2 separate regions of the Homo sapiens genome follow, and region 1 is linked to region 2. A link is an interaction called in ENCODE POLR2A ChIA-PET data of the cell type or tissue named here. Cell type or tissue: Panc1. All regions are shown on one strand. Links, peaks and the distances in the headings refer to the core of each region. The heading gives the core; the rest is flanking DNA. Region 1 overlaps MARCHF8 (membrane associated ring-CH-type finger 8). Region 2 holds the start of LOC102724323 (a long non-coding RNA gene).

Region 1 (5,384 bases), core at 241-5,240, 54 kb before region 2:
ATCCTAAGACTCATGGGCCTCCCAGGAAGTGGCTTTTCTTACTCACCTGCAAGGCTGGGAACTCTGTAAGCCAGTTTTTCCAAAGAAGGCTTTGTAAGGATGACTCTGTAAAGGCAGTCTTAGTTCCTTAGTTCCAGAACACTTAAAAGTGTTTAGTCATATTTGATTGAATGAGCATCATTTTCAAATGTGAGTTTAGTTGCAAAACCAATATTTCCACTTATGTCCTAGTAAAAAAGAGGACAGATTCTTATTTAATCTATGCAAATAACTTTATTGCCCTGAAAATAGAATATTTATTACGTTTCTGAACTTTGGAGGGCTCAAGCAGGGAGAATAAGATGTTTACAAGTGTTTCATTTCAGTATACAAAAGCAGAGTCTACTAAGTTATGAGTTATAGATAGCTTTAAGAAGAAAGAGAAAAGGCTTCCTTATATGTCTGGAAAATACATTCAAACAGCATCAACAATATTCCAGACAAAAACTACAGTCATCCCTCATTAGCTCATTCAGCCATATCTAGTTAATTTTTGTTCCACTGGATGTGGGGTTAGTAGTATTATCAACCCATCGGCTTCCTCATAAGAGTCCTGGAAATTCTGACTTAGGCCACTGGTATGGTCTGAAAGTTGTTTAAGCAATGTCATTTAGAAGCCTGTGCCCCAAAGTACCTGGCATAGCCCTTTTCCATGGGGTTCTGATTCCTTCTGGCCTGTAGCTGATTGAAAAGGCTCTGAGGGAAACATCAGAATAAAACAGCAACAAATAGATGTCTGCAGATAAAAACATTTAAAATGGCTGCAGTTAATTTTTTACTGATCATTTTCAAAAAATGAAGGATCTGATGAGAGTTTGAGAAAAATATAACTGACAAGGAAATCTGGTTTCTGTGACATGCAAAACAAGATAATAAAGTCAATAAAAAAATTTTAAACAATTTAAAATGTAATAATGAACTCTATAGTTAAAGGATGTAATATTATATCTGATTTATAAAAGCAGATGAGCATAAACTTTACAGAGAAATGAATCTTGAAATATAGCAATAATCCTAGATATTATGTACCAATAATGTATCCAGAATATCAAGTGAAAAGATCTAGTAAGTCTGGAGTGGGTCCTAAGCTTCTGTATATTAATGAAACTCCATCTCCATAGTAAATTATGTGAATCCTTAATTGAAAACCACTGGCCCAGAAGATGCTGCATTCACATTTGAAAAGTGAAGTTGTAACCAAGTTAACATTTTAAAACATAAGAGTGATAACAGCTATACAGTGCAGAGTATCAGGACTTTGATAAATAGAAACTAATCATGACAGTGAGAGCATTGACAAATCTCTTCTGATTTGCTAATTCCTCCCATGCAGTTTCATCAATAGTAACAAACACAATTGTTTCCAGTACTTTTTTTTTTTTTTTTTTTTACTGTGAAAGAATAAATTTTTGTCCTCTTTCATGGGCCCTCTTATAAATCTCAGAGACAGTTTTAGTCCCAAAAGTATCTCAAATTTTTTATTTTATTTTACATTTAGGATTTGAATTTGTAAAGACATAAATGAAAAGTTACCAGGAGATTTCAACACTTAGGAATCAGATCATAGGTGCCTGAGAAATACTTTCCTACTCATTTCAAAGTGACATCCAAACATTTGAAAATAAAGTGAAGGTTACATGATTGTAAAGCATTTGGCTCTTTCATAAGTGAGAAATATTTAATCAAGGACATTGTACAATCAACATGAAAAGCACAGAAAACTATTTTGGTAAAACAGAATCTTTGTTATTTATACAGCAGATATCTTACAATCTCTTACTAAGGGCAGATCAATAATCCAAGAAAATTTTCTAATTTCAACAGAGAAAACCAAACTCCAGTATTGTATCAGTGTAATATTTGATACTACAGGAACTACAAGCACTTTTATAAAATCTTTTTTTTTTTTTTTCAAAACTGAGCTAACTTTGGCCAAGGCAAGTAAAATTATCTTTTCTCAAATCTTCTACAACTTTCTATATCAATTTTTGTCCTTTACAGCTGATGTAGTTTGGATATTTGTCCCCTCCAAATTTCATATTGAAATGTTATCCCCAATGTTGGATGTAGGGTCTTCTGAGAGGGGTTTGGGTCATAGAGGCGGATCCCTCATGAATGGCTTAATGCCCTCCTCTGGGTAATGCATAAATTCTCACTTAGTTCCTCTGAGATCATATTAAGAAGAGCCTGACACCTCCCTCCTTGCTCTCTTGACCTGTCGTCCTTCCTCTCACCTTGTAATCTCTGTTCTCCTTCTCCCTGTATCATGAATGGGAAGCTTCTTGAGTGTCTCTCTGGAAGCAGATCCTGGCACCATGCTTCTTGTATAGTCTGCAGAACCATGAGCCAAATAATCCTCTTTTCTTTATAAATTACCCAGCCTCAGGTATTCCTTTATAGTAATGCGAACAGACTGAGACAACCCTCTTTCTCGTTCTGGAACAACCAGCCCTTTTATTTTAGGACAAAACTATTTTTTTTTCCTTAATAAACAAAACCCATCCTACTACCTCACACGTAGTGTTGTACCTGCCTGCCACCATTGTTCTAGTAGTCTCATTCACATGTTATTGATAACTTTTAGCCAAAGTAACTTTTATTACACAGAGAAAACTAGGGAGTGGATAATTGTGAGCTGTTGCATGCCACTGTTTTAGCAAACTAGCAGAGCTAACATCCAGAGCTAACACAACTTTAACTGTGTGTACACTTTCATTGTGTACAAGTCTCAAGAGTGGCAAAAATGAACACATTTAACTGATTAAAAGAGCCAAAGACATAGCCTCTTTGTAGCATATAAAAATAAGAAACAAGTATATTTGTCAGGCCTCTGAGCCCAAGCCTGCATGTATACATCCAGATCGCCTGAAGCAACTGAAGAATCACAAAAGAAGTGAAAATTTTCCACTACCTACCCAAATCCTATAAAACTGCCCCACCCCAACTCCCCTTGCTGACTCTATTTTCAGACTCAGCCCATCTGCACCCAGGTGATTAAAAAGCTTTCTTGCTCACACAAAGCCTGTTTGGTGGTCTCTTCACATGGACGTGCGTGACAATATTAAATTTATGCTTAGTTATAAATGTCTCAATATTCAGTCTTACTTAGAAATGAGATCAGTATTGAGTGCATATTCATTAGTTAATTCAAATTGATACCAGTTCGAGTTTTTAAGTTTCCTAAAGATCTTGGAAATTTGTCTTCAAGCTGATATATTGCAAGACATAATTACTGTTGAAATACAAGGTCATCAGAATAATGATTTTGTTTGGTTGAACACAAATTTACCTTTTCCATAATCTTAGACATTAAGTAGAAGTAACGCTAGTTTATTCAATCAGTAAACCTGTATAGGTTTATGAATGACGTACCCAAATAGAATAAAAGTCTATGCTTATACTTAATATTGATAAATCAGTAAAGATACAACTGTTTCTTTTAAACCATAAATATTAAACTGGTCCCATTTCCAAAGATTTGCTTTTTTTATGTGAACTTGATTTCTTAATACAGCTCAATAATTGGTTTCTTGAAAGTGTTAGATCTTCAACCTCCTTATTTTCTGGGAAATTTAGGAATATTCTGTTTATATATGTACTTATTTACCTCTATGAGTAAATCAGAATATATTACTTTAAGAGATTTCATAATGTAGTAGATTTTATAATCTAATTTGTTAATCCCATTCTGAGGTAGAAAATTATTGCACCTTCACACATTGAAAGACAACAGCCTTTCTGAATTACACATAGACACGCAGATGCGGAAAGAGTTTATGACTTCAATTCTGAAATTTCAACTATGGGGCCATGGCAAATACAGAATTATAAAACTCATCAGTCCGTGTCAAAGAGTTGCTCTCTTCCCAGTGAGCATGAATTCTTAATTGATTCGTGGTGAGAACAGACAAATAGACAAACAGAAAAAAACTAACAAACCAGACTATTTATAGTTGCTCACCCATTAAACCATTCACAAAGATTAGAGATTTTTATAAAATGGCCAGACCATAAAACCGAATCCCCATTGGGAAATAATTTGTTGGAGGTCCCAAATTTCACAGCCATGTGGTTTGAATAGGATAGAATCACCTGTAGCTCCAGATGGCTCTAATTGGCCTAAAGCAATTAATGTTATCTTGTTCTTCAACCAGTCACTGTGGGAAAAAGTAGGGGTAGAATGTTGCTGGGAAACAGAAGTTTTCTGGCTTAAACAGTAACTAGATCACATCTGGCATTAATTACAAGCCTGTGGTATTGATTAAAAACAAATAAATGGATAGCAACTTAACTGTAACAGAATTTGGCGATAGCAACTGGGTAGTTGCAAGTAACAGACCCTAATATGTGAAATTGGCTTAATAGATACAAGTGAAGTCAGGCAGTCTCTTGCCACAGGGATTGTTTTAGGATAGTGTCTACCCCTAGGACTGGGAGTGGGGACCCAATCCTACTGAAAGTCAATGCTGAGAAGTTTAGGGCTCTTCAGGGGAAGGTAAAGGAGAGAATAGTGTTGGAAACTCTGATTTGTGATAGGGACAAACTGAGCCATGGAGGGAGCCATCAAGGCGGGTCTTGATCCTGTGCTGTGAAGTAGGCAATCCTTCTTTCTTATTCAGGAGTAGCTGGATTAATAATATGTCTTGTTTTTTGAACAGTGAGATCTTGATTAAAGGCAAGAAGGCATAAGTGCTTAATTGTATATATAATTAACAGCTCGAAATGAGCAATAAAATGAAATTTATGTCTCTTATAAAAGTAGAAATGCAGAATGTAGGGCCACCTTTGTAGAATGTCGGAATTGTTAATGATCTCTGGCCACTCAGTATAAGCCCCTACTCAGGAGGAAGAGGGACGCAGTAAGGGAAATACTAGTGCTAAAAGTGACAGTATTTTCAGCAAATTGGCATATTTTTCTTTTAAACATGCCAGATACGCGAACATGAATCTTGACATCCTTAGCTCTGATTATAGTCATTAGTATCCTCTTTAAATTTAGGAAACACCATCTAGAAAGAAAATTGGCTATATTTATTCACCATGTTTACAGTATAAGAATGAAATTCATACTGTATGGTGTTTTGTTGTTAGATTCTGAGTGAGTGTCCATTCACTTAAATTTCCAATATCCAGTGCTAGCTTTGTGCTAATGGCTTGTAATTAGATAGCTGGTGTCCTGTATTGATTAGCTTATACAGAAAAAACACTGGAGAAAAAACAAGGTGTATAGCACAGTGTTTTATACATCATAGGTTATTTTTTGGATCTTAGTTTTTTTCGAGACGGAGTTTCGCTCTTGTTTCCCACGCTGGAGTGCAATGGCGCGATCTCGGCTCACCGCAACC
Region 2 (5,384 bases), core at 116-5,115:
AAAACTCTATAAAAGGTCTCTTCCTACTGTAGGCCTCTAATGTTTCTCCCCTTTTTGCTTCAGTCCACTCTTCAGTCTTGTAGGCCTAGTTTTCAAACCTGCACATGTGTCCTACCTGGCCACAGGCATGCAGGCCTCAGGCAGCTGGGCCAGTTTGGGAGCCTCGGGTGATGTCTGCACGATCTGGGGCTGCCTCTGCACCCCTGCTGTGGGCTTCAGGGTTGGAGAAGGGCTGGGACCAACCGGGTGAGATCCACAAGTCTCTGGATGTGGCTGAAGGCAAATACACAATTGAAGTACTTTCTGTTTTGAAGTGCTTTCCCTTTTGAATCTGGTTTGAAACATGCAGCTTCTGTCTCTAGCCCAAGGAAAGACCAAAACATAGGGAAATAAAAGCATTTATCTTTGTCTTGGAAGTAATTGTTGAAGTTGTGCAGTTGATCAGTGCACAGTTAGATGCAATGTTTATAGAAATTGATTGTTAAACCAAATTTACACTGGCATGTGTGGTGTAGTTTCTAAAAGGCACTTCACATTTGAAATTTTTCTTACCTTAGAAAGTTTCTAGTGATCTAAATGTCTAGTTTTGTATTCTTTTGTGTGTGTTCACTGTTTCTCAGTATTACCACTTGAATAATTCTCTGTACAGGGGGGTTTGTGCTATACACTGGGATGTCTAATTGCAGCAATAAAGCCTTTCTTTAAAAAGGAGTTTTGCCATGAGAGTGTTTTGCTGCAGGGAGGCTGGGGACGTTGGCAGGCACTCCGGTTCCCTGACCTCCTTTCCAGGGTTGTCTGGCTTACACATCAGGAAATAGTATGCGGCTCCTGGAGGTGTCTGTTTTCCTCAGCCTCCCTCAGACACGTGTGTCGGGGGTGGGCTGGCAGTGTCTGGACGAGTGTGTGGGATGGGAGTGAAAACAGGCATTTCTCACAGGTGTGCTTGCTTCAAACATCCCGTTCCTACCTGAGCTCACCACCCTGAGAGAAGGCAGACTCGAGTCTGTCGCTGCATGACCATGGAGCACTAGATTATGATCCAGCCTTATCCATAGAAATTTGTCCTGACCCACAGCCCAGCTGAGAAAGCACCAGGGAGACCAGCAGGGTTGCCAGTGACAGCTCTGCCACGCTGCATCCCCTGGCTCTGGCAAGGCCTCTGAGGGAAGGCAGTGCCACGATCCTCAGACAGCAAACCGCCCACAGGTCTGGGAGTGCTGAGGCCTGGTTGCAGCTTCCCTACCACATGCATGGCAAGGGTCAGAGGTTGCAGGAGGTGAGGGGTGGGAAGCCAGGCTTGCCCAGATGTGCTGCTGTCTCAGAGGTGATCCACAGAATTGTTCCACTCTGGGCTGCCAGCTGACTTGGGAGCTAGGCACAAGGCTGCTTTGCAGAGCCATGGTCACAGCTGTCCCCAGGAGTGGAGGCCTGCAGCTCCAGGTGGGGGACAGGCCCGCAGAGCTGCTGAGCCTGTGTGGGAAGGTCTGTGCTTGCGGCCAAGAGGAGGTGGGGATGGCCCCTGAGCTCCGTGCTGAGGAGGGTGGAACCGGAAGAGGAACCTGCCCCTGTAAGAAGGTGAGGGAGGTGGCTCTCGGGGAGCCACTGTGCTTTTGGGGAATTTTAGGAGTTTTTCTGAAGACACACTCGACAGTGTCTGGGTGCAGGCAGGCTTGAGAGGATGGAACCAGCCACACTGATGGGGTACTGGCTGCCTGTAGCTCGCTGCCACCAGGGACTCCCCACAGTCTCTGTCGGGGTAGCAAACTGCTCAAAAGCAGCTGTTTTTGTCAATAAACTATTAGCAAACAGCAGTGCACATTCACTTAATATTATCTACGGTTGATTCACAGCTACAGTGGGCAAAGTTGAATTGTTGGGACAGATAGTATGGCCTACAAAGCCTACAGTATTCACTGTGTGCCCCTTTATAGGAAAAGCTTGCCAACTCTGTCAGTGTGAAGGGTGTCCCTAGAGTTGTTGCTGCACAGCCTGTGTGACATCTTAATAACAGAGGCGTTGAGTCACTCTCCAGGGCCTTGGAAGTGCCACTGTGACATGCAATCCTGCCACACCTCTGAGTTGCTTGGCCTCGAAAAAGCCAAGGGGCAACTCCTCACCACTGGGGTGTCAGCCTGGTGGGAGGCACATGATCCCTGGGGCTCACCTCGAGCTCAACCAGATGACCATGGAATGCGGCTGTCTTTTCTTTGGAAAAGAGGGAGTGTCTGATGAAGCACTAAGGAGAGCTTCTGTAAGGTAAAATCAGTACAGCGGAGGGAAAGGCATATGACAAGCAAAGCTGTCAGCATGGTGATAACAAAAGAGACTGAAAATCAAACCTGGTTCCTTTCCCAGGGAAAGGCCCCTCAGGACAGTCAGGGGCAGAGGCTCTGTTACAAGGTCCTGCTCCCGGAGCCACAGCTATGCAGTTGGAGGCATCACGCTCATATAGGTAAATACATAGAAAGTACTATATATATGATGTATTTTGCTTACTGCATTTACACATTACCTCACTTTGCAACTTGCTTTTTTCATCTAACAACCAGTTTGATATTTTCTATGTTAGAACCCAGGCATCTACCTTATTCTTTCTAACTCATGCAGGATTTCTTTAAATCCTCATGGATACAGATTTTTAGGTTGTTTACTGATTTTTGGTATTAGAAACAAGGCTGCAGTCCACATCCATGTCATTTATTTTTGTACACTTGGGGGTGTGTGAGGGAGGGAGGGGCACTTCTGAAGATACATTTCTAGAAGTAGAAAAAGGGTAGATGCATTTGATCTTCTAAGTTGCAAAACTGACCTCTAAAATGATTCACTTACCTTCCTACAGTGAGAATATGAATCTTTCCTGAGCCACATCACAAGTGTTATTTTTAAAATTGTTCCTAAAATGATTGTTACTCCTTTGTATGTCACTGAAGTTTTACTCTCCATTTCTCAGATAAATGAAATTGAGCATTGTTTATTTACTGCCTATTTCTACTTCTGTGAATTTCCATGGCTTGGCCATTTCTCTTGGCTTTTTTGCATTTTTACATTGAATTATAGGTGTTTTTTTCCTGATGTAGGGACACTAATTCTTTGTTTTTATGTAAGTGACACATATTTGCAATTTATAAGTTTATTTTCTTGTTTAAAAGATTTCATTTTTTAGAGCAATTTTAGGTTCACAACAAAATTAGGAATAAAATGAGGCAGGAGAATAGGGTCTGGAGGCAGGTAACCTAAGGGCTTCCTACAACTAAATAAAAGGGAAAAACCCTAATTTTCTACACCAAGTAAATAACTTTGTAACCTCCCTTCATCCTCTTCATTTGCGTAGGGTATACACCAAGTAACCAATGGAAACCTCTAGAGGGTATTTAAACCCCAGAAAAATCTGTATTCAGGCCCTTGAGCCACCTGCTTAGGCCTGCTCCCACCCTGTGGAGTGTACTTTCGTTTTCAATAAATCTCTGCTTTTGTTGCTTCATTCTTTCCTTGCTTTGTGCGTTTTGTCCAATTTTTTGTTCAAAATGCGGTACACCCTCCACCGGTAACAAAAGTAGAGATTTCCCATTTACTCCTGTCCCTACACATGTACAGCCCCCCAGTTATCAATATCCCCCCCCCCCCACAGTGGTGCATTTATTACAATCCATGAGCCTACACTGACTCATCCTCATCACTCAAAGTCCATAGTTCAAGGTTCACTCTTGGTGTTCTACATTCTGTGGATCTGGCCATGTATCCAACATTATAGTGTCATACAGAGTAGTGTTATTGCCCTGAAAATCCTCTGTGCCCTGCCTATTCATCCCTCCCACTGCCCTAGCCCCTGGCAATCTTTTTACTGTCTCCACAGTTTTGCCTTTTCTGCAATATCATATCTTTGGAAACTTATGCACCCTTTTCAGATTGACTTTTAGTGATACACACTTCAGTTTCTTCCACGCCTTTTCATGGCTTGATAGCTCATTTCTCTTTAGTACTGAATGGTATTTCCATTGTCTGGATATTATTTATTTACTCACCTACCGAAGGGCATCTTTGGTTGCTTCCAAGTTTTGACAATTATGAACAAAGCTGCTCTAGACATCCATATGAGGGTTTTTGTTGGGATGTAAGTAAATACCAAGGAGTGTGATTGCTGGATTGTGTGGTAAGAGTATATTTAGTTTTGTAAGAAACTGCCAAGCTGTCTTCCTAAGTGGCTATACCATTTTGCATTCTCTCTAGTTCCTGTTGCTCCACATCCTCCTCCACATTTGGTGCTGTCAGTGTTCTCAATTTTGGCCATTCTAATATGTATGTAGTGGTATCTTGTTATTGCGTTATTCTAAATTTGCATTTCCCTGATAACATAGAATGTGCAGCTTTTTTTTTTTTTTCTTGAGACAGAGTTTTACTCTTGTTGCCCAGGCTGGAGTGCAATGGCGCGATCTTGGCTCACTGCAACCTCCACCTTCCGGGTTCAAGCGATTCTCCTGCCTCAGCTTCCCAAGTAGCTGGGATGACAGGCATGCATCACCATGCCTAGCTAATTTTATATTTTTAGTAGAGACAGGTTTTTCCATGTTGGACAGGCTGGTCTCTTGACCTCAGGTGATCTGCCCGCCTTGACCTCCCAAAGTGCTGGGATTAAAGGCGTGAGCCACCACGCCCCCCAGCTGTGCAGCTTCTTTTCACATACTTACTTGCCATTTGTATATCTTCTTTTGTTTGTTAAAGTCTTTGGCCCATTTTTCAATCAGATTGTTTCCTTACTGTTAAGTTTAAGAAGGCTTTGTATAATTTAAGTAACAATTCTTTATCAGATGTGTCTTTGTAAATATTTCCTCCCTCTCCTAGTGTGGTCTTTTGCAGAGCGGAAGGTTTTAATTTTAATTAAGTCCAACTTACCAATTATTTCTTTCATGGACCATGGCTTTGGTGTTATGTCTAAAAAGTCATAGCCATACCTAGGTCATCTAGATTTTATCCTATGTTATGGGAATTTTATAGTTTTGAATTTTACATTTAGATCTATAATCCATTTTGAGTTAATTTTTGTGAAGAGCATAAGGTCTGTATCTAGATTCATGCTTGTTTGTTTGTTTTTGCATGTGGATATCCAGTTGTTCCTGCACCACTTGTTGAAAAGACAATCTTTGCTCCATTGTAGTGTCTATGCTACTTTGTCAAGGATGAGTTGACTGTATTTATGAAGGTCTATTTCTTAGGCTCTCTATTCTGTTCCATTGATCTATTTGTCTATTCTTTCACCAATACGGCACTATCTTGATTACTGTAGCTTTATAGTAAGTCTTGGAGTTGGGTAGTATCCATTTTCCAAATTTGTTGTTTTCCTACTATATTGTTGTGTTAGCTGTTCTGGGTCTTTTGCTTCCCTATCT

Evidence for each region. Peaks named below come from ENCODE experiments on the same cell type or tissue, not always from the same donor. Only the 100,000 strongest peaks of a DNase experiment are listed, where the experiment ranks them.
Region 1: POLR2A ChIA-PET joins it to region 2 with 6 read pairs; 2 of 35 experiments call an interaction of 5 or more read pairs at or near these places.

The regions. Positions count from the first base shown.
Region 1 is chr10:45,504,379-45,509,762 of GRCh38, reverse strand. The region is part of intron 2 of MARCHF8 (membrane associated ring-CH-type finger 8); the gene reads left to right. LOC105378286 (a long non-coding RNA gene) reads right to left here. Exons shown (of 3, transcript XR_945919.1): 2 at 47-227. Among named protein-coding and RNA genes, the nearest start is that of MARCHF8, 28 kb to the left of the region's middle. In Panc1, for the core only: no CTCF peak of the experiment used is centred there; no DNase peak of the experiment used is centred there; H3K27ac peaks cover 3,369 bases.
Region 2 is chr10:45,449,912-45,455,295 of GRCh38, reverse strand. MARCHF8 (membrane associated ring-CH-type finger 8) reads left to right here. Exons shown (of 8, transcript NM_001282866.2): 8 at 1-711. It overlaps LOC102724323 (a long non-coding RNA gene), which reads left to right and starts at 2,175. Exons shown (of 3, transcript NR_120674.1): 1 at 2,175-2,256; 2 at 2,356-2,452. In Panc1, for the core only: no CTCF peak of the experiment used is centred there; no DNase peak of the experiment used is centred there.